Regions from separate parts of the Homo sapiens genome. Here regions 1, 2, 3, 4, 5 and 7 are each linked to region 6. A link is a contact called in ENCODE Hi-C data. All regions are on one chromosome and are shown on one strand. The core of a region is the stretch at or near the end of the contact, and the rest is flanking DNA. Distances in the headings are between cores, read along the strand shown. Region 1 holds the start of ZNF527 (zinc finger protein 527). Region 2 holds the start of ZNF529-AS1 (ZNF529 antisense RNA 1). Region 3 holds the start of ZNF585A (zinc finger protein 585A). Region 4 holds the start of ZNF382 (zinc finger protein 382). Region 5 holds the start of ZNF567-DT (ZNF567 divergent transcript). Region 6 holds the start of ZNF284 (zinc finger protein 284). Region 7 holds the start of ZNF568 (zinc finger protein 568).

The links. A loop is a pair of places that touch in the nucleus more often than their neighbours do. Pooled maps may share reads with other maps.
Region 1: a loop to region 6 is called in a pooled map, with 7 times the contacts of the local background. The contact joins the promoter of ZNF527 here to the promoter of ZNF284 in region 6. A Hi-C loop is called at or near these places in 3 of 50 pooled maps.
Region 2: a loop to region 6 is called in a pooled map, with 17 times the contacts of the local background. The contact joins the promoter of ZNF529-AS1 here to the promoter of ZNF284 in region 6. A Hi-C loop is called at or near these places in 3 of 50 pooled maps.
Region 3: a pooled map shows a loop between it and region 6 (16-fold over the local background). The contact joins the promoter of ZNF585A here to the promoter of ZNF284 in region 6. A Hi-C loop is called at or near these places in 4 of 50 pooled maps.
Region 4: a loop to region 6 is called in a pooled map, with 16 times the contacts of the local background. The contact joins the promoter of ZNF382 here to the promoter of ZNF284 in region 6. A Hi-C loop is called at or near these places in 2 of 50 pooled maps.
Region 5: a pooled map shows a loop between it and region 6 (11-fold over the local background). The contact joins the promoter of ZNF567-DT here to the promoter of ZNF284 in region 6. A Hi-C loop is called at or near these places in 2 of 50 pooled maps.
Region 7: a loop to region 6 is called in a pooled map, with 8 times the contacts of the local background. The contact joins the promoter of ZNF568 here to the promoter of ZNF284 in region 6. A Hi-C loop is called at or near these places in 6 of 50 pooled maps.

What each region holds. Positions count from the first base shown.
Region 1 is chr19:37,369,708-37,372,527 of GRCh38, forward strand. ZNF527 (zinc finger protein 527) reads left to right here and starts at 1,392. Exons shown (of 5, transcript NM_032453.2): 1 at 1,392-1,519. RefSeq lists enhancers at 762-901, 922-971, 1,142-1,451 and a silencer at 1,482-1,791.
Region 2 is chr19:36,572,042-36,574,741 of GRCh38, forward strand. It overlaps ZNF529-AS1 (ZNF529 antisense RNA 1), which reads left to right and starts at 1,308. Exons shown (of 5, transcript NR_173348.1): 1 at 1,308-1,514. ZNF529 (zinc finger protein 529) reads right to left here and starts at 1,251. Exons shown (of 5, transcript NM_020951.5): 1 at 1,099-1,251; 2 at 292-351. The coding sequence starts at 305. RefSeq lists an enhancer at 1,308-1,397.
Region 3 is chr19:37,171,271-37,173,970 of GRCh38, forward strand. It overlaps ZNF585A (zinc finger protein 585A), which reads right to left and starts at 1,425. Exons shown (of 5, transcript NM_001288800.2): 1 at 1,357-1,425. RefSeq lists enhancers at 1,326-1,515, 1,357-1,651.
Region 4 is chr19:36,603,986-36,606,685 of GRCh38, forward strand. It overlaps ZNF382 (zinc finger protein 382), which reads left to right and starts at 1,328. Exons shown (of 5, transcript NM_032825.5): 1 at 1,328-1,362. It also overlaps a transcript of ZNF529 not described here. RefSeq lists enhancers at 600-739, 1,720-1,779 and a silencer at 1,300-1,359.
Region 5 is chr19:36,686,069-36,688,903 of GRCh38, forward strand. It overlaps ZNF567-DT (ZNF567 divergent transcript), which reads right to left and starts at 1,381. Exons shown (of 4, transcript NR_110708.1): 1 at 1,200-1,381; 2 at 618-738. It overlaps ZNF567 (zinc finger protein 567), which reads left to right and starts at 1,544. Exons shown (of 6, transcript NM_001322917.1): 1 at 1,544-1,566. RefSeq lists enhancers at 1,351-1,400, 1,961-2,600 and a silencer at 1,601-1,660.
Region 6 is chr19:44,070,894-44,073,593 of GRCh38, forward strand. It overlaps ZNF284 (zinc finger protein 284), which reads left to right and starts at 1,266. Exons shown (of 5, transcript NM_001037813.4): 1 at 1,266-1,398.
Region 7 is chr19:36,914,923-36,917,739 of GRCh38, forward strand. It overlaps ZNF568 (zinc finger protein 568), which reads left to right and starts at 1,410. Exons shown (of 7, transcript NM_198539.4): 1 at 1,410-1,669; 2 at 2,657-2,726. It overlaps ZNF829 (zinc finger protein 829), which reads right to left and starts at 1,369. Exons shown (of 6, transcript NM_001037232.4): 1 at 1,089-1,369; 2 at 208-329; 3 at 43-100. The coding sequence starts at 245. RefSeq lists enhancers at 1,005-1,054, 1,115-1,494.

The DNA of each region.
Region 1 (2,820 bases), core at 142-2,641, 6.7 Mb before region 6:
AAACTGTATCCCAATCTGACAATTTCTCATTGCCTCTTCCAGTGATGACCCTAATTCAAACCACCATCATCATAAGACCATTGGTCTCCAAAATAGTTTATACATAAATGAGCCTGTCATTGACATGTAGAGACCTGGGTCAACAGTACAGATGGAGGTCCCCAGCCAGTCCCCTTCTGTTCCCACTGCCATCCTTGTCCCACATCGTAAGAGGTCTTCTATTCCCACATGTGGACACTCCAGCTTGCATATCTAAGCTCTGTCTAGCCTTACCAAATTGCTCTCATTTGGCCACATTTTGTGGATAGGCAGCACATTCCACCTTTGGAAGACAGATCAAGGGAAGGGTCTTTGGACACAGAGGAGATACAGGCTCTGGAAGCAGGCTGGAGTCCATTTGAACAGGAAATCCTGGGGATTTGGATACCCAGAGCATGGTCTGAAAGAAGGTTGTGAGATCTTTGCAGGCATGTTTCTGCCTATGGACTTTCACCAGGAAGGAAACTGCTTGACTAGAGGAGGGCCAAAGTGTGGCCTTTTGTATGTTTAATAATATTAAAATGTTAAATATATTATTTTGACCAATTGAGAAATAATAATAATAATAAAATAGGCCGGGTGCGATGGCTCATGCCTGTAACCCCAGCACTTGGGGAGGCCGAGGCAGGTGGATCACAAGTTCAGGAGATGAAGACCATCCTGGCCAACATGGTGAAACCCCATCCCTACTAAAAATACAAAAATTAGCTGGGCGTGGTGGCAGGTGCCTGTAATCCCAGCTCCTCAGGAGGCTGAGGCAAGAGAATCGCTTGAACCCGGGAGGCGGAGGTTGCAGTGAGCGCCGAGATTGCCTCAATAAAAGATACCACAGACCCCGCCCATGGCAGGAGATGGGGGTGAAGGAACAGTAAGACCAGGAGACAGTCAGATACACATCGGATCAGTGGTATCCTCACAGTAACAGAAACGGTCACCCCCAATGTCAGCCACAGTCTCTTTCATCCACAATCACTTTCACATTCAGCTACCCACAATCACGGGACGTGATTTAAAATACAGAAGCTCCCTGCACTGACAAAATCCGCCGCTCCTTTCGTCGGCAAGCATAAAGGTGTGCAGCAACAGTCACACACGAACCACCACACCCAAGCATTCAACCAGTCAGCCCCGCGCGCAGCCTGGCCGCTTTCCCCAACACAGCAGCTCAAGGTCACTGGAGAGCCTACGACCGCACACAGCCCTCTCCGGTACCTGCCCCCGTGGCGCAGGCGCGCAGTGGAGGGGGCCGCGGGGTTCTCTGGGAGATGTAGTTCAACGATGACGGCCGTGGCGCAAAGCGTTCTGGGGCTCGTGGTTCGCGGGGTCCATGGGGAACGCGGTGTCGCTGGTTCAGATCTCGCAGAGCTCAGAGTCCTGCATGCCTCAGTCCTCGCCTCGCTCCTCCTCGCGGAGGATTCTGGGAGGTGACGTCGCGGGTCTCGGTCGCGGGGCCCGTTTGCAGAGCCCGCGGCGCCGGGAGGTGAGTGGGGCCGGGCCCCGGGCGGGAGCGGGAAGTCAAGGGCGGGCTCCGGGTGGCCCGGCCGCGCCAGGGATGGGAACCCGGCAGGAGTCGCTGGGGAGGCCGTGTGTGTTTCACTGTATTACCAACTATGTGACAGGCTGCGGGTGTGACAGAATGTGATCTTGTGTCACTGTGTGTGTGTGTTTGTGCGCGTGCGCCCGCTTGTGTGTGACTGTAACCATCTGTGTCTGGGGGTGAAACTGTGAATATGTGTGTTTGTGTGTGACTGTCTCTGCAGGTGTAGCTGTGTATGTGTTTATGAGAGACTGGGGTGTGACATTGTGTGTTTGTGTAAATGCATGTGTGTGGTTATGTGACCACCTGTTTCTGCGGATACAATTGCGTTTGAATGTGTGTGACAGCAAGTGTGATTGTGCGACTATGACCATCTGTCTCCGCAGGTATAGTTTTGTATCAGTAATTGTGACAAGATGTGTGACTTCTGTGGTATGCTACTTTGTGTGTGATTGTGTGTGATTGTTTATCTCTGTTGGTGTAGTTGTATGTTACCATCTATCTTTGTGCTTATGTGGCTGTGTATTGTGTGAGATTATGGGTGTGTTTGTGTGACTCTATACATTTGTGATTGGGTGAGAATTTGTGTGTATATATGAGATTGTGGGATTGATGTATGAAGCACAGAAATATTAGAATTACCCAAGTTCACACAGTTAACAAGTGACAGCACCAGAACTCAAACCCAAGCAGTTTAGCTCTAGAGGTCTCGCTTTTTTTTTTTTTTTTCTCTTGAGATGGAGTCTCACTCTATTGCCCAGGCTGGAGTGCAATGATGCGATCTCGGCTCACTGCAACCTCCGCCTCCCAGGTTCAAGTGATTCTCCTGCCTCAGCCTCCCAAGTAGCTGGGATTACAGGCGCGCACCACCACGCCCAGCTAGTTTTTGTATTTTTAGTAGAGACGAGGTTTCACCATGTTTGGCCAGGCTGGTCTCCAACTCCTGACCTCATGATCCGCCCACCAGAGCCTCCCACAGTGCTGGGATTACAGGCGTGAGGCGCTGCGCCCTGCTGCAGTTTTTATGGACAATTTCAAGCTGCACTACACTAAGGAAATAACTGCTAGGGACTGAGTTGCCTAGTGCAAAGTAGTCCAGAATTAGGGGGTGAAATTAGGGGGTGATGTATACTGAATTCTAGGTCAACCACAGTTGTCCCTTTCTTTTCTTTTCTTTTCTTTTCTTTTTTTTTTTTTTTTTTTTTTTGAGACAGAGTCTTGCTCTGTCCTGTAGGCTAGAGTGC
Region 2 (2,700 bases), core at 58-2,557, 7.5 Mb before region 6:
GTGTGCCATTCTACTTAATCACTCGTCTCCTCCTTAACAAATTACATTCTAAAAAAAAGTTTTAACTTCTCCTCCAGGAGTTGTATTTCTATACCATAAAAATCCTTTGGAAAAAAAGAAGCACATGGGAGAATTGAATGATTTACCTAATGCATATGTGAATATTCAATGAAAGGGAAATGGGCATTTGGAAAGGCAATGGAGGACAAGGGGACCCATCTCTACGGTCCTGTTGTTAATTGGGAAGAGAAAACCAAGGGACCAGGTAAATGAACAAAAAAAAAAACTAACCTTGAGTTGGCCATTAGTACCAATGCTGTCTTCCACTTCAGGGGGCCTTCACTTGCAGAACTACATAACCAAGAGGGAGAAAGGACTCATGACATCCTGGACTGGTTAAATAAGAACACAGTGTTCACCACCAGAAAAGCCCATCACACACAACAAACACACCCAGATCGAAGAGGGAAACTAGAATACTGTCGACTCCTCCCCACATCCGAGAAAAAGGTACGACCAATGCCTAGCAGTTTCTAGGGAACACAGCTCAGGAAATACTGTAGTTCTTTAATGTATAAATGGCCTCCAAACTCATGCAAGGGGAGTTATCCCAGGAATGAATACTACACCTATGCCCTCCCCTTCACGTCTTCCCAGGAAACTTCATTTATCTATCTTATCTATCTATCTATCTATCTATCTATTATCTATCATTTATCTATCTTCTATATATCATCTATGTAATCTATCTATATGCGTGTGTGTGTGTGTATAAGACCTCACGAAGAGATTCCATCACAGACATCACAGAGTCGGAAAAATGACGCTTTACCCAAAACAAACTCCTACAGGCTCACGGAAAAAAACGAACAAACAAACAAACAAAAAAAAACAAAAAAACACTTCTACCCCGTTCACACTTATAGTTGGTCACAACAGTGCTGTCACACGATCACGTCACCGTAGACCAGGGTCACACGATAGACCCCGCCCCTACTCACCGTCCTGAGTCCGATCAAACAGCACCCACGGCACACACTAGGGTCTCCGTCTCTCACACACACACACCACAATGACGTCGTAAACAATAGCACTAACCACCATCGTCCGCAGCTCCCGCGTACAGAGGCCTCAGGCTCCCGGCTCCACGTGGACCGACCTCGCCCGGCAGCGCGGGGCCACCTCACCGCGAGCTCCTCCCGCAGCCCGGCCCGGGTCACCTCGACTCGCCAGGCTTAACTCAATAACCACAACACCGGAAAAGGAAGCAAAGGTCGAAGTTCATCCGCGGCCCTGAGGCCTGTGGGAAACGTAGTCCAACAACGAAAGAGCCCTGAAGCTCAAGCGGAGCCCGCTGGCCGCAGGGGCCGCACCACGCCCCAGACCCTGGAGTTTCCGGGTGCGCAGACCCTTGCCATCAGCAGAGGCTGCCGCTGCGCGTCCCCTAGGCGCGGAAGAGGCGGCTGGTGGTCCCTGACGGCAAGGTGAAGTCGAGGCAGTAATCGGGAACCCAGGTTGGGAGGACAGAATGGGGAACAGGAAGCTGGGGCGAGGGTGGTCTTGGGGGAGGTGGGGGGCCGCGGAATTCTAGGTGGCCCCTGCCTCACCTCTGGAAAGAACCGGAAGCCCGGGCCGGGGAGGGTGAAGGGAGTCGCGGACCCGGCTGCTCAGCCGAGGAGGAAACCCGGACCCCAGGCTGAGGGAGGCCGAAGAAGGAACTGGAGGGCCGGGCTGGGAAGGCCTGAAGCGGGTACAGCCTTTAGGCTGGGGAGGGTCGAGGGGAGAACTCGGAGCCTGAGTCGGGCGAGGTTTTGCTCCACTCTGGCTTCTAAGTGTGGGGGCCTCAGGATGTGACCCGTGGTCGTAAACCTGAGGGTGACTTGGAGTTTTTGTCCGTTTTGCACCATGAGAAAGGCCCCAGATGGAATCTGGCAGGTAGCGGCGGTTCAGTGTGTGTGTGTCTGCCTTAGGGCGTGTTTTACACTGTTGACGAAAAGACTCAGACTCTAAAGTATTTGAAGAGACTTATTCTGAGCTAAATATGAGTGACCAATGGCCGGTGGCCCAGCCCTCAGGAGATCTTGAGAACCTGTGCCCAGGGTGGACGGGATATATGTGGTTTTATACCTTTTAGGGAAACATGAGACACCAATCAAATACATGTAAAATGTACATTGATTCCCTCCGGAAAGGCGGGACAGCTGGAAGGTGGCTGGCCTTCCAGGTCATAGGTAGATTCAAAGATTATTTGATTGGCAATGGGTTGAAAGAGTTATTGACGTAAGACTTAGGAATGTCTCCAGGTAGCACGCTTCACAGAGAATAGATTGTAAATGTTTCTTTTCAGACTTGGGGTCTTTTCTATCAGTAATTCCAAAATGGAGGAGGGTATAATGAAGCATGTCCGACCCGCCCACCCCCGCCTTTCCATCATGGCTTTACTAGTTTTTCAGGTTAGGAATGCCCTGGCCAAGAGGAGGGGTCCATTCAAGATGGTCTGGGTGTGCTTAGGATTTTATTTTTGGTTTACAACACCAGCACCACCGGAGTTTGCTGGTGTCCTTTCCAGTCAGTTTCAAAGCAGAGACAGCCATAGTTCTGATTTGTGTCACTGTAACTGTCAGTTCCGGAATTCCATATTTCTCCTTTAGTTTACCCTAATGTGTGTGAGATTTCATGTGTAGTTCATTTTTCTTTTTC
Region 3 (2,700 bases), core at 175-2,674, 6.9 Mb before region 6:
CACAGACTCTGTAACAGAAAAATCAGATACTTTTGATTAGATGATATTTCCTAACTTTATGTTAAAATATACCACAAAAAAAAGTAGGACAAAAGATATGAAAATTCACAGAAAAGGAAACAAATGGCAATTAACCAAATAAGATGCCAACTTTAGTAACTGGAAAATGCATTGGAGCAATTAGATATAATTTTCCCTCAAAATTTTAAAAACTTTTAAAATGCAACAATATCCACTGCTGGAAAAGCATCTGGGAAAATGAGTTATTTTATAAATTGTTGGTATAAGCTTGAATTGTTATATTTTGAGCTACTTAGTCATATCTATAAAGTATTAAAAATGCACATATGCCGGGCGCAGTGGCTCACGCCTGTAATCCCAGCACTCTGGGAGGCGGAGGCAGGTAGATCACCTGAGGTCAGGAGTTTGAGACCAGCCTGGCCAACATGGTGAATCCCCGTCTCTACTAAAAAATACAAAAAATTAGCTGGGCGTGGTGGCGGGTGCCTCTAATCCCAGCTACTCTGGAGGCTGAGGCAGGAGAATCCGTTGAACCCACTAGGCAGAGGTTGCAGTGAGCTGAGATCGCGCCACTGCACTCCAACTTGGGTGACAGAGCGAGACTCCATCTCAAAAAAAAAAAAAGTGCACATAGTTATTCCTAATAATTTCACATATATAAAGCAGAAAAAGAAGGACAAATGGACAAATAACCTTTCCAGAGTTGAGTACTTTACCTTCCTCTGTAATTAAGCAGACAAAATAATCTGTGAGGAGACAGATATATTTTTTGAATATATGCTTAATTAATATCTATAACAATACAATTAGAGAACATAGTACACTGTTTCTATGTAATAGATGTGACATTCATGAAAACTGACCACGAACTAGGTCATAAAGCAATTTTTCAATTTGACCATTAAACAGACATTACTTTAAAAAGGAACTTCTAAATAACTCATGGATCAAAGAAAAAACCACTTAGATTTGAACAATTTTTAATACAAAGATTCACCAAAACTTGAGAATTTTTATATTAAAGAAGACTGAAAATTAAAAAGCTGAACTTTCAACTCAGGTTAGAAAGCAAGCTGATTACAGTCCTCACCGATCACCATAACTGACCCTACAGGCTCTGTCACTGACCACAGACTCCCATCACTGACCCCCAAACCTCAATCACTCATCCCAAAGAGCTCCATCAATGACCTGAGAAATCCGTCACAATCAACAACGGACGCCACAGAACCCCATCACCGAAGCCTGAAACCGCAATCACTAACTCCACAGGCAACCTCGACACCCCCTATTACTGGCTCCACAGAAACCCCAATCGTGATCAACCAAAATCACCTCAAAGATTTATCGGTATTGGAATATGAAAATACTCCTGACACCAGCGGCAAAAAAGCCTTGGAAGACCACTTCCACTTCCGGTCCGACTTCTAGCACCTCCCCTTTGTAGGCTGTTGATATGGCGCATGCTCTGAATAAACTTGGAAGCCAGTTTCCTCGAACAGTCAACAGGGCGCAGACACAGCGCACAGGTTCCGTAATGTGGCGCTGTCCGGCAGAGAACATGGCCGCGCCCTTATGGTGTTTATTCGCGTGGGCCGCCATTTTGAAAGCATATCCATTCCGTAGAGCAGAGGAATTGGCCGCTGGCAGGGTTTCCTAGAGCGAGGCAGGTATAGTTACATAGGATGCTGGAGTGTGACCCTTGTCTGACTAGGCTTCTATTTCGGAGGAGAAAGTTACTGGAAATGTGGGTCTGGTGCTGTATGTTATATTTAGAAAAGCTAAGTTACCTTTCTGAATACAGGACACTGAGGATAATAATTACCAGGGAATAGAGGAGCCAGGGAAAAATCACCAAGTGAAGGGGATCCTGGGAGAAACCACAGGCAGATGATAGGAGGAATCAGGATAGTACAGTCCATTTTTTACAGACGCCATTCAGGGAAAAGGTGGAAAGGTCACTAGGGGAGTCATCTCTTGAGTGAAACCACCCTGAAAGTCTGAGAGACATCTGAATGAGTAGTAGGCTGCAGGAAGAGTGGTACAACTTTTAATGGGAGAAACCGCCTTGGGAAATAGGGTAGAAGTCCAATAGTATTAATACAATCCTCTCCTGGGAGATACCACCAGAGGAGGGAGGAGAAGTCCGGGCGTCCCCTTCTGAAGGGCTGGGTCGGGTGGGAAGGTGAATAGAGATTTGAATCACCCATTACCCTCCACACTAAATACCTCAAGTGCAACTATAGTAGGCAGCAATAATAACAACACTAATAGTCTTTAGTATGGCCAACGTGTTACTAAAAGCACCTAAAGAAGACTGTTTTTATTTACCTTGAAGTTAAAATATAATTAATAACAATCGCCTTACCATGTCAATGAAGCTTTAAGTGCAGTCTCTGACCCTTAGCTTCTCCTCTGTGGAAATTCTGAAACCTCCTTACTCCCCTTTTTGGAGGGTGTGGATGAGGAGTTGTAAAGATACAATTCCTTTCACTTGGTGAACTCCTAAACATGATTCACAGCTCAGCTTCTGACAGGAAGTTCTACCTGAACAGTGGTGGGAAATTACTACCCAATGTGTTCAGTTCCAGCAGGTGGGAAACTTGTTTTCAGGGAATTGAACCTACACTCTGATGTGGGCATGCTGGATGCCTTCAGGCCAGTTATGTCTGTCTCTGG
Region 4 (2,700 bases), core at 78-2,577, 7.5 Mb before region 6:
TCTGACCAACATGGTGAAACCCCGTCTCTACTAAAAATACAAAAATGAGCCGGGCATGGTGGTGCATGCCTGTAATCCCAGCTACTCGGGAGGCTGAGGCAGGAGAATTGCTTGAACCCGGAAGGCGGAGGTTGCAATGAGCCGAGATTGCGCCACTGCACTCCAGCCTGGGCAACAAGAGCAAAACTCCATCTCACACACACACACAAAATCTTTGGAGAAACGAATCCTACTCCTGGGGCCTCAATATCATATCTTCCCAGAACCTTGCCTTGGGAGCAATTCCAGCTCTAACATCTCCATATCAAACACGAGGCTGTGCATATCAGAACACAGCCTTGTCCATGTGAAACACAAGGCTGTGCTTTTTCAGTTGGAAACTTCATTCTGGATCTCAAATATCCAACTTTCTTTTCGATAGCCATTTGACTGCACACTGTGCAACGTGGTTATAAGGTGAAATGACTGAGGCAGTGAAAGAAATCCCAGTATAACAAACTCCAAGAAACCACGTAACTTAAAATTGGCCCCAGAGGTTGGCGAGGCTGCATGCCACTGTGTATTATGCATTATGAAAGCGACAGGGGCCATGCTTTAGAACAGAAGGTCTCAGAGTCTTCACAGACACAGATCGAGCCATACGGGGACCTTGTCCACGTATTCCTGAGCCCCAGAACTGCAGAAATCAAACTCTACAAAAGCTGCACCAGGCCAGTTTTGATCACAGTCTCCAGTGGGTCACAACAGCGCTGTCACAGGATCACTGATAACAGCATGACACATTCATAGTCACCGCTCAGCGCCGTCACACAAACGGCCCCGCCCCCACTCAGTCCCGCGGGCCCAATCGGGGACAGTCAGGGCTGTCCCGGGCTGTGCACCTGCTGTGCACACACACCCCCTGCTGTGCACACCCCCCGCCCCCCCGGGACCATCACAGGCGCGCCCACTCACACCACCACACACGGACGCAGCCACAGAACGGCACACACAAACACAATCACACAGTCTCCCTCCCCAGCAGGTGACTTGCACACAGGCCTGGGGCTTCTGCCTCCACAAACCCTCTCCGCGTCCCATGAACCCAGGTCCCCTGCCGTGAGCTCTTCTCGCATCCAGACCCGGGTCACCTCAACTCACCACATGGAAAACGAACACCAGGTCAACGGAAAAGGGAGCCGGGGTCCTGGCAGAAGCGTAGTGCCAGCCGCAATAGGGCGGCCGTGGGTGCAAACGGAGGGGAGCGCCGGCAGCTAGCACCGCGCGGCGACTAACGGGCCGCCCCGGAGACTCCTGGGAGCTCAGGCCCACGCGCGAGTGCGCAGGCGCAGACGACTCACCCTGGGCCGGGGGTGAGGCTTGGTGGGTGCCAGGGGTGCTGAGGAGGCCAAGGAGGGCACTGGGAGCTCCGTTCCGGGAGAGCTGTCTAAGGACGCGGAACCGGGTGGGGAGGCCAGGGAGGTAACCAAGAGTCCGAGCCGGGCCTGGAAATTCTGAGGAGGAAACCGGGACCGCGGTATCCAGACGCTCCGATCTGTACGAGCCGGGCCTCGGGCGTGGTCCATGGGCGTGACCTTGAGGGTGACCCGGAGCGAGCTCCGCGAAGGGGGATTTTGCCCGTTCTGATCCCGCGGAAGCGCCATCGCTGGCGGCGGGTCCCCGCGCGGAGCGGGCGCTGTGTGTTCGCGCGCGCGGGCGCGCGCTGAATAGGGGTGGCCTCCTGCGCCCAACCTGCTGCATTTTAGGTGCTTGCCTCTCTTTGGGATGTTGTGGCCGATTGTGTGTGAAAAGTGAACGGAGTAGTGTTGCTGCGCGAGGTTTCCTCTGCGTGTGTCTATTTTTAGATTAGGTGTGAGTCGCATTTGAGACTGCCTTTGAGTGTGGAGAATTGCAAGTGATTTGTAGGTGTGGTTGTGACTGCCTGGAGTCGTGTTAGCTGCTGTCTGAGGTTGTGAATGACAAGTGGGGCCTGTAGGTTGGTGGTTCTCTGAAGGATGTTTGATTGACTGTGACTCTGCATGTGTTTGTAACCTACTGTTACTTCTGGTGGTTTTGTGGCCTTAGTGACCTAAATATTTGAATGATTGAGGAACTCTGTTATGACCATGGCTAGTTGGTTATGTAAGACTTGATTATCTGAATAGTAGCCATTAAGCCTGCCTCCAAAACTGTAACTAAGTAGCAATTTAGCAAATAAAATAGAGATAACAGTATCAGAGGGGAAGAGATGATTTTCATAATTCCCAGATTCATTTCCTGGAAACACCATATTAACTAAAACCAGTATGTTGAAATGAATAGCATTCCATTGGGGACATGCAGGAAATTTTTTTTTTTTTTTTTTTTTTACCATAACTACCACTTTTGTTGTTGTTTTTTGTTTGTTTTAAGACAAGGTCTTGCTCTTTTGCCCAGGCTGGAGTGTAGTGGCATGATCTCTGCTCACTGCCACCTCTACCTCTGAAGTTCAAGTGATTCTCCTGCCCCAGCTTCCTGAGTAGCTGGGACTACAGGCTTGTGCCACCACGCTCGGCTAGTTTTTGTATTTTTAGTAGAGATGGGGTTTCACCATGTTGCCCAGGCTGGTCTTGAACTCCTGACCTCAAGTGATCCCCTCCCCCCGCCCCCTCGGCCTGCCAAAGTACTGGGATTACAGGTGTGAGCCACTGTGCCTGGCATAACTACCACTTTCAACACTTG
Region 5 (2,835 bases), core at 131-2,630, 7.4 Mb before region 6:
TCTCAGAAGTCTCACAATATCACTTCCACCACATTCTATTGGTCAAAGCACCTCACAAGGCCCTGCCTAATAGTAACCTAACCACTGACTAGCATTTCAGGAGGAGAAAAAATACTCCCTTGCTGAAAAACAAAATCAAAGAGAACAAAAATAGAAAATACAACAAAACTTCCTTGACCTTGGTTTTCAGATATGCTCAGCAATGGTTCCCTTTCCTCAGGGCTCTTAGAGAACCTCAAGGCAAGGGAGAAGGGGTAAGGAATCATGAGACATCAGACCTTTCTTGGAACCCAGATTGGCTAAATTGGAAAAAATTATTGCCACCACACGAGCTCTCATCATCTACCATAAACATACTCAGATGGAAGTAAAAGGGAGATGGGAGTACTGCTAACCCTTCTTAGTATTCAAGGGAAAGGCCAGGGTCACTGATATCCAGGACTGGGGACTTTCTCAAAATTCACGTTAAGTCTCCTGCGGAGACAGCTCTGGGAATGATGTGGATCACATGGAACCTGACCTCTGAGAGTTCCCAAGGGAGAGCCTCTGAGGAAGGAATCCTACTCCTAGGTTCTCCCCACGACGTCTTCCCAGAACTCTGCTTAAGGGACACTTACAACTCGAAAAGCCTCGTTCCGAAAACAGGTCTGTCCTTTTTCTGTTTGCAGATTTTATTCCACCACTCGATTATCCCTTCCCTTTTTGATGGCCATTTCACTGCAGCTGGGGTCTATACAGCTATAAAGCGGGAGAAAAAAGGAAGCTGGGAACTCAGAGATGCAGAGCCCAAGAAACAATCGAGTCTAAAACTGCCGCTTAGGTGGGCACTCCGCCAGGATCCCCTGTGTCAAACACCAGGCTGAGAACTGGGGACAGGTGTGCCCTGAGAAGACAACGCGGGCCATGCTTCATTGCAAGATGACTCTGCTTAACATAGGCATGGATCATAGTCCTCACAGGCACATTGGGGAGATCTTCGACAGACCCCTCAGTCCCAACATTAAACACAGCACTGCAGAAATGAAGCTTTACCCGTTACACACACAACACCACAGACCTAAAAGGCTCTTCCATCACACGGCCACAGCAGCACTGTCATGATGGAAGGTCTCAAACCCTACAGTGTCACACACCCGACAGCCGACCACGGCCACCCAAAGGTCCCGCATCCGAGCAGGGACAGGAACACAATCACGCACCTGTCGCAGCCTCCTCGCCGCGCACACCGCCGCCTTGTCCTGGCATCAAACACACACGCACAGGTGCATACACAGGCCCGAGCTACGGCCCTGCACACCCTGTCTGCGTCCCGGGAGCTCGGGGCTTCCTCACCGTGAGCGCCGCCCTCATCCCAGCCACGCACTATGAGAATTTGGAAGGGGAACCAGAGATCAAAGTTCGAAAACCGCCCGGGCGCCTGTGGGAAATGTAGTCCAAGGCCGGAAACGCCCGGATGTGGAGAAGGCGCGCGTAGCCGGTGGACAGCAGGAACGCGCCGCGGAGACACCTGGGAGGCATCGTCCGCGTGGGAGTGCGCATGCGCAGACGCCCGGCCGGCAACCGAAGGTGAGGCTGGTGGGTCCCGCGGGCGCGGAGAAGGCGGGTGACGGTGTGACCCGTAAGGAAGGCTGAGGAGGGAGGCGGGAGCCTGGGCTGGGGAAAGCAAGAAGGGAAGAGGAGCAACCTGGGACGAGGAGTTGGCTGGAGGAAAGTGCGAGTCCGGGCCTCAGAGAAGGCTGGGAGGGAAGCAGGAACCAGAGCGCGGGCCCGGGAGCACCTGAAGAAGGGAACCGGTTGCCCGAGGCGGGGGGTGAGCTCCCCAGTGGCAGGAATTTCGTCTGATTTTCGTCCCCTGGCTCCTGGAGCACGGCCTGGCACACAACAGGCGCTCCGTGTGTGTGTGTGTGGCTTTTCGTACCTGTCCTGTGTGTTGTGGTAGGGGAATGTGTTATTCTGTGTGACGTTGTGGAACCGGTTGTTTATGAAAGTGATAGGGTCCCTGCGTGTCTTAAGTTTTAATTTAAATTAGATGCGAGTCGATTTGTGTTTGAGCCTGTGTCCGACTCTGGAGAGGCGACAGTGAGGGCATTGTGAGTGAAAGGTTGTTACTTTTTGTAGAAGTTCTGTGAAATTGTGCACGACGTGGGGGCCTATGGGATTATGACTATGTAGTGGGTGATACAGCTATGAATATGCCTAATTTTAAAAGTATTTGGTGTACACGACCTATGATGACTGTGAATGTGGCACACTGTGTGACTTAGGTGGAGTGCTTGAGAAACCGAGTGTTGACTAAAGTATGCATTGTTTAGATTGATTTATGAGTATTGGGCATTTTATATATGCCTGTAGAATTTGACTCTGGTAATTAGACAAGTAAAATAAGTAGTGATTTTTTTTTTTTAATGGAGAGGAAGAGGCAAAATAATTTTCAGAGGGTAAGATTGGGCCCATGCGGGCCGGGCGCGGTGGCTCACGCCTGTAATCCCAGCACTTTGGAAGGCTGAGGCGGGCCGATCACGACGTCAGGAGATCGAGAACATCCTGGTTAACATGGTGAAACCCCGTCTCTACTAAAAATACAAAAAATTAACCGGGCGTGGTGGCGGGCGCCTGTAGTCCCAGCTACTTGGGAGGCTGAGTCAGGAGAATGGCGTGAACCCGGGAGGCGGAGCTTGCAGTGAGCCGAGATCGTGCCACTGCAATCCAGCCTGGGTGGCAGAGCAAGACTCCGTCTCAAAAAAAAAAAAAAGATTGGGCCCATGCGCGGTGGCTCACGCCTGCAATCCCAGCACTTTGGGAGGCTGGGGCGGACAGATCACCTGAGGTCAGGAG
Region 6 (2,700 bases), core at 16-2,515:
GGCCCAAGATATTTTCCTTTCACAATACTAAGCAGTTTAATTTCTCTTAAATGTGGCATTTCCACGTCTAAAGAATATTAATATGAAAACTTTAAAAGTGGGAAGATAGCTTTTCCAGGAGGGCAATTGGCCCTCCATATTGGCCCTTGACAGGGCAGGAGCATCGCCATCTTGGACAAACACTGCCATTTTAAAGTTCGCGTTGATCAAAAACTGCCTAAATCCAAAGGGCATCAGCCTAATGGCTAAGGTCAGCATGACCATAAACCACAAATGACATCTCCAATCAGAAACATTCCAACCATAAGATAAACCCCTCCCTGACCAGAGACATGCCAGCACCGAGATAACCTCCCTTCCATTGGAGAGATGTCAGTCCCAAGATAACTTCCCCTCCAACCAGAGATATTCCAACCCCACAACAGACTTCTCCCCAATACAGAAACATTCTAAGCCTGTGGTAAGCTCTCTCTCCCTAAAGCCAATACATACTCTTAGTCCGTAAGAGAGAGCGCTCCTGACTGCAATCGGCCAGAAGGCCCTCTCGGTTTATTCTCCAAAACGAACCTGTCTTTGACTGTTGAGCCGCTTTTCGTGTTTTTTTTTTTTTTCTCTTTAACTCTTACAGCCCTCTTAAACACTTAAACTGTGGTTGTTTTTCTTGCCAAACCAGTGGTACAACAGTGTCTGGTTGTACCAGGGGCTGGTGCCCCACTCAATGCCTCTCCCAAACCATTTTTCCTGGCCCATTATTTAAGCTCTTAGATTTAGCCTCATACTATTAGCGTCTAGTATATTAGCCTTTCAGCCATCTCCTGACCGCTCCACAGTCACTCCCCGCTAACTCCTTGAAGATTGTATCTCCTTGCTTTGTTCTCTTTCAGTAACACTCCTGTCATCATGGGAGGCGTGTAGACTTCAGGAATTCCTGTCTATTCAATATTTTCTCTCGAGGACGCAGGGAGAGGGAAGGACCACTCTCAGGGCCACAGTCCATATTCCAAACCAGGCGCTTGGGTCTATGGGATTCATTCCTCGTGGGCATTGCAGGAAGTGTAGTCAAAGAGCACCGCGGAGTCCCACGCTTCCCGCCGGAAGGTGATACTATAGAACGTCTCCTTTGAGATTCAAGGAAGTGTAGCGCAGGAGATCTGTTGAATGACGAGCAAGTAGGCTCAGGACGGCGTATCCGGGGAATTCTGGGAAATGTAGTTCACACGCTGCGCGGGGTAGGGGCACTTCCGCTCCCGGGGGGCGAGGTTGCTGCAGTGCATTCGGTGGTAGTTTGGTGTCAGTCCTGTGTCTTGTCGGTCCTTCTAAACGTGTCCCCTTACGATGCTGGCTCGCAACCACCTGGAAGTTGACTAAGGGGAGAAGGAGTCTCGTTGGAAAACGGAGGTTTGGAGGGACAACGGCCTCTCTTTTCGTTCTTGTCAGCGGAGCCTTCTTGGTCTTGGGGCTGTCCTCGCGTCCCCGGGCATGAGGCTGGGGGTTGGGACTTGGTCGGGACGCGTCTCGCCTGGTTTGAGGGTTTTTGGGGCTCTCAGCTCGCTCAGTCCGCCTCCCTCCATCCCACCTGTGAGGCTACTTTCTCACAATTTAGGGTTGGGATGTTATTAATCTCCCTGTACCTCCCACTGCTGTTCTTTAAAATGGGGACTTTAGGACCATCCTAATGAAATCGTTTTGGGAACTGGAAGAGGTAACACAAATGAAAGCCTTAAAGCAGCCCCTCCCTTAGTGACTGGTGGTCTCTTCTTAGTGTTTATTTCCCACGAAGCCTGTCAGGTCCCCGGGTGGGGTCAGAGCTCCATCTGCAGGGATCCCCGCCCTTGTCTCTGATTCCTGCAGGACGCTGGGTGATCCCGGACGCTTCTGACCTCTTTTTAGGAAGGCGAGGGTTGTTTCCATTTCCACGAAGGGAGAGGAACATTTAACTTTTATGCCGGACGGCAATGCGGTCAGGGTGTTTCACAGCTTTCTCCTTCCCCAGCCTGATTCTCAAAAAGAGCTGCAGGGAGGGACTTCTTGGCTACTGAGGGCAAAGTTCCACGAGAGTGGTCCTTGGCTTTTTTTCTTTTACAGAGATGCTCACCCCGACCAAGAGTGTAGGATGTGTCCTCAGGCATGGGTGTTGATAATAATTAAGCCTCAATTGGTAACTTTATCCCAAGAGCTTTATACAAGTAGTCACATTTTCGCCACACCGTGGCTCTGTGGAGAGGTACTACTTTTTTCAGTTTTAAAGATGAGTGAGATACAAAGGAGCAGGAGTTATCTGAGAATAGTCACCTAAGCAGTAAGAGGTGGAGCTGCGGTTGAAACCTGGGCGTTACAGGTCAGAGCCTTAGTTGATAATCTTTTGGATACATTCTCATTGAGGCAGAGGAACTAGCTGGAATCTAGTGGGGAAAGCAAGCTAGGACTTGATTGAAGGGAGCCTTGAGAGCAAGGCTTATGGGCTTGGACTGTTCTGGGAGTTTATCAACTATTTCATTCATTAGAACTATTTCATTTATTACAAATATTTCACTTGTTATGCAGCGGTATGATTGTGGAGCGTTCAGAAATTGGAGAAATACGAGTAGTACAAGTTTATAATTACCCATGAATCCAGCATGTAAAGATAGTAACTGTTAAACTTCGAGTGCATTTTTTTTTTTTTTTTGAGACAGAGTCTCACTGTGTTGCCCAGGCTGG
Region 7 (2,817 bases), core at 160-2,659, 7.2 Mb before region 6:
AAGCAAGAATTTTCAGAAGAAAAAGAGGAAACCCCAACACACCTTGGATACTGCTTGTAGAAGTTCATCATGCATTCTTTCCTCCTCTTCTGGGTGACACCTGGAGAAAGGTAAAATTGGGAGAGGGAAGAGTAACTGTGAGACACCAGGTTTTTCTTGGTACCCAGATTAGTCAAGTAAGAGTTCTTCCCCAGCCCCATTACCCACCACACATGAGGAATGGAGATCAGAGGAGAATGGGGCATTCTGTCCAATTCCAGTGGCTCAGGGGAAAGGTTGTGTTCACTGCTGTCCAGGGTTGGAATCTGACCAGACCTCAGAGAGGTTTCCTAGAGACAGAGTTCTGGAGTCACAATCGCATAGTTGACAGGACCCCATACTCATACACAGAATGCCACATACATTTAGGGACAGTCACACTTAAGGCGACATGCACGTCTCACCTGCCCACAAGGAGCCACACACGGCAACACAGTTACAATCACATACACACCATAGGAAACACACAATTACAGCTGCACAATCGTAGGCACCCCACACTGTCGCAGAGTCACAATCACACATCACCACGGGAACACACAGCCACAACCCCCACAGTGACAGGTATCCCATATCCGCACATAAGCCGCAGTGTTATTATCTCCCAGACAATTTCACAACCTCCCCTCTTTTTTTGGGGGGGTGGGGTGGGGTGGGGACAGAGTCTTGCCCTGTCGCCAGGCTGGAGTGCAGTGGTGCGATCTCGGCTCACTGCAACCTCCGCCTCCCGGGTTCAAGTGATTCTCCTGCCTCAGCCTGCGAGTAGCTGGGATTACAGGCGCGCGCCACCATGCCTAGCTAATTTTTGTATTTTTAGTAGAGATGGGGTTTCACCATGTTGGCCAGGATGGTCTCGATCTCTTGACCTCGTGATCCTCCTGCCTCGGCCTCCCAAACACAACCTCCACCTTTCAGGCCGCTCCGCCCGCAGGGGCCCAAGGCGCCAGCTCCCCATCGGTCTTCGGTATCCTCACCTAAGCCCTTTCCAGTCATCCCGGATGGGAACTTGCAGACCTGAGCCAGTTCTCCTGGGGACCAAAATATCTCACCTCCCAGATCTAAGGGTCCCGCCAGGAGTGACGAAACGTTCGAATTCCTGCGAGAAAAGTGGCAGGCCACCAGGCCCTCTGGGAAATGTAGTCCAGAGCGGGACCCACGCCGATTCCTGTCAGCTCCTCGCCTGGGCCCACCCGAAACGGCTGCTCCCTCAACTCTCAACATCCAGCCGAGCCTCGGAGTTGCGGGTCGCCGTAGCGCTGCGCAATGGAGATGAGCCTCCCGGGGAACCCGGCCCAAGCCTCACCCTCACACAGGAAAGCAGATGTGTTCTGGCCGGAAGTTGAGTGGGGCCGCGGGGCCTGCTGGGAGGTGTTGTCCTCGGAAACGTCGCTGGCGCGGAGGGATGGTTCGGCGCTTTAGGCGTCTGTCACAGACCTATCTGCGGGTCGCCTTCACCCAGCATCTCAGAAACTGCGCGCGGGATGAACATTCGGGTGTTTCCGGCAGGTGACGCTGCCGAGTCCCCGCAGCAGGGGGCGAGCAAGGGACTCGCGGTTGACGGGACACGGATCCTCTAAGGCCCAGAGTGTCCCGAGTAGCGGCAGTGGGGAGTGCTCAGGGTACGCTAATGGTGAGTGGTTGCAGTTGATGGGACAAAAAACTGTGATGGGAGTTAGTGTGGGTGTGTGGTTGTGTGTGTGAGTGTGACGGCACGAATAATCTGATGGGGTGATTGTGATATTTGGTTGCGCGGGATTATGATGAAATGTGTGATATGTGTGTGATTATGATTAAGGCTGTAGCGAGTGTGAACGTGGCGAAGTGTGCGTGATTGTAATATGTCTAGTAGTTCTTGTCTTGAGCTGGCTTTTCTGTAGCATTTGGCACAGTTGGTAACGGCTTGAAAAACACTTATTTGTTTTCTACTGATCCTCCCTCCTTGTTGGCCACTCCTCTGTAGTCTTCTTTGCTGTCTTTTTTACCCTAGTAGCCCTTGGCCCTTTGTAATTTTCCACTATTCCTTGGCGAACTTTTCAGGTTCATTATTATCTTATGACTTGCTGCTTTTATGTATGTTAGTTAGCTATTGCCATGATAATAATTATGTCTAAAAACCACCCCTGAACTCAATGCCATACAACAGCAAGTCCTTACTCTCCTGTTCACAGGCTTGCGCATTGACTGTGTTCAGCTGATCTAGGTGGGGCTTGGCTGAGTGGATAGGCTGCGTGACGAGTTAAGATCTGCGCCGCATGTGTTCTTTCAGGGTCTCAGGCCAAAAGGACATTTGTTGCCAGGGCATGCTCTGCTCCTGATGGGTCACCAGAGCGCAAGAGAGATTGCCTCAACCAGAGCAAGTCACATGGCTAAGCCTAAAATCAATTATGCCCACAGTTGGAGAGCAAAGTTACCTCGCAAAGAGTATGAATAATAATCTATTAGAGGGTGTGAGGAATTGGACTAAAATTCCAGTCTACCACCTTAAGAAACATACCTCTTTATCCTGGTGAATGCCTTTTAGTCCGGGTTCTCTTTTGTCTGATAATATTGCTTTTCAAGTTTTATTGTATTTCTTAAGAATTTCATTTTCTAACCCCCTTGTGTCTTTATGTTTCAGATCTGTGTCTTGTAAAGAGCATATTGCTGGGCTTACATCCGTTTATCTTGTTTGACTGTTATTTTAATAGGTGAGTATAGTTCAGTGGCATTTATCATGATTGCTCATAAAAAATGTTTTATTTTCTATTACGCCTTAAACATTTTTGATTGACATATAAT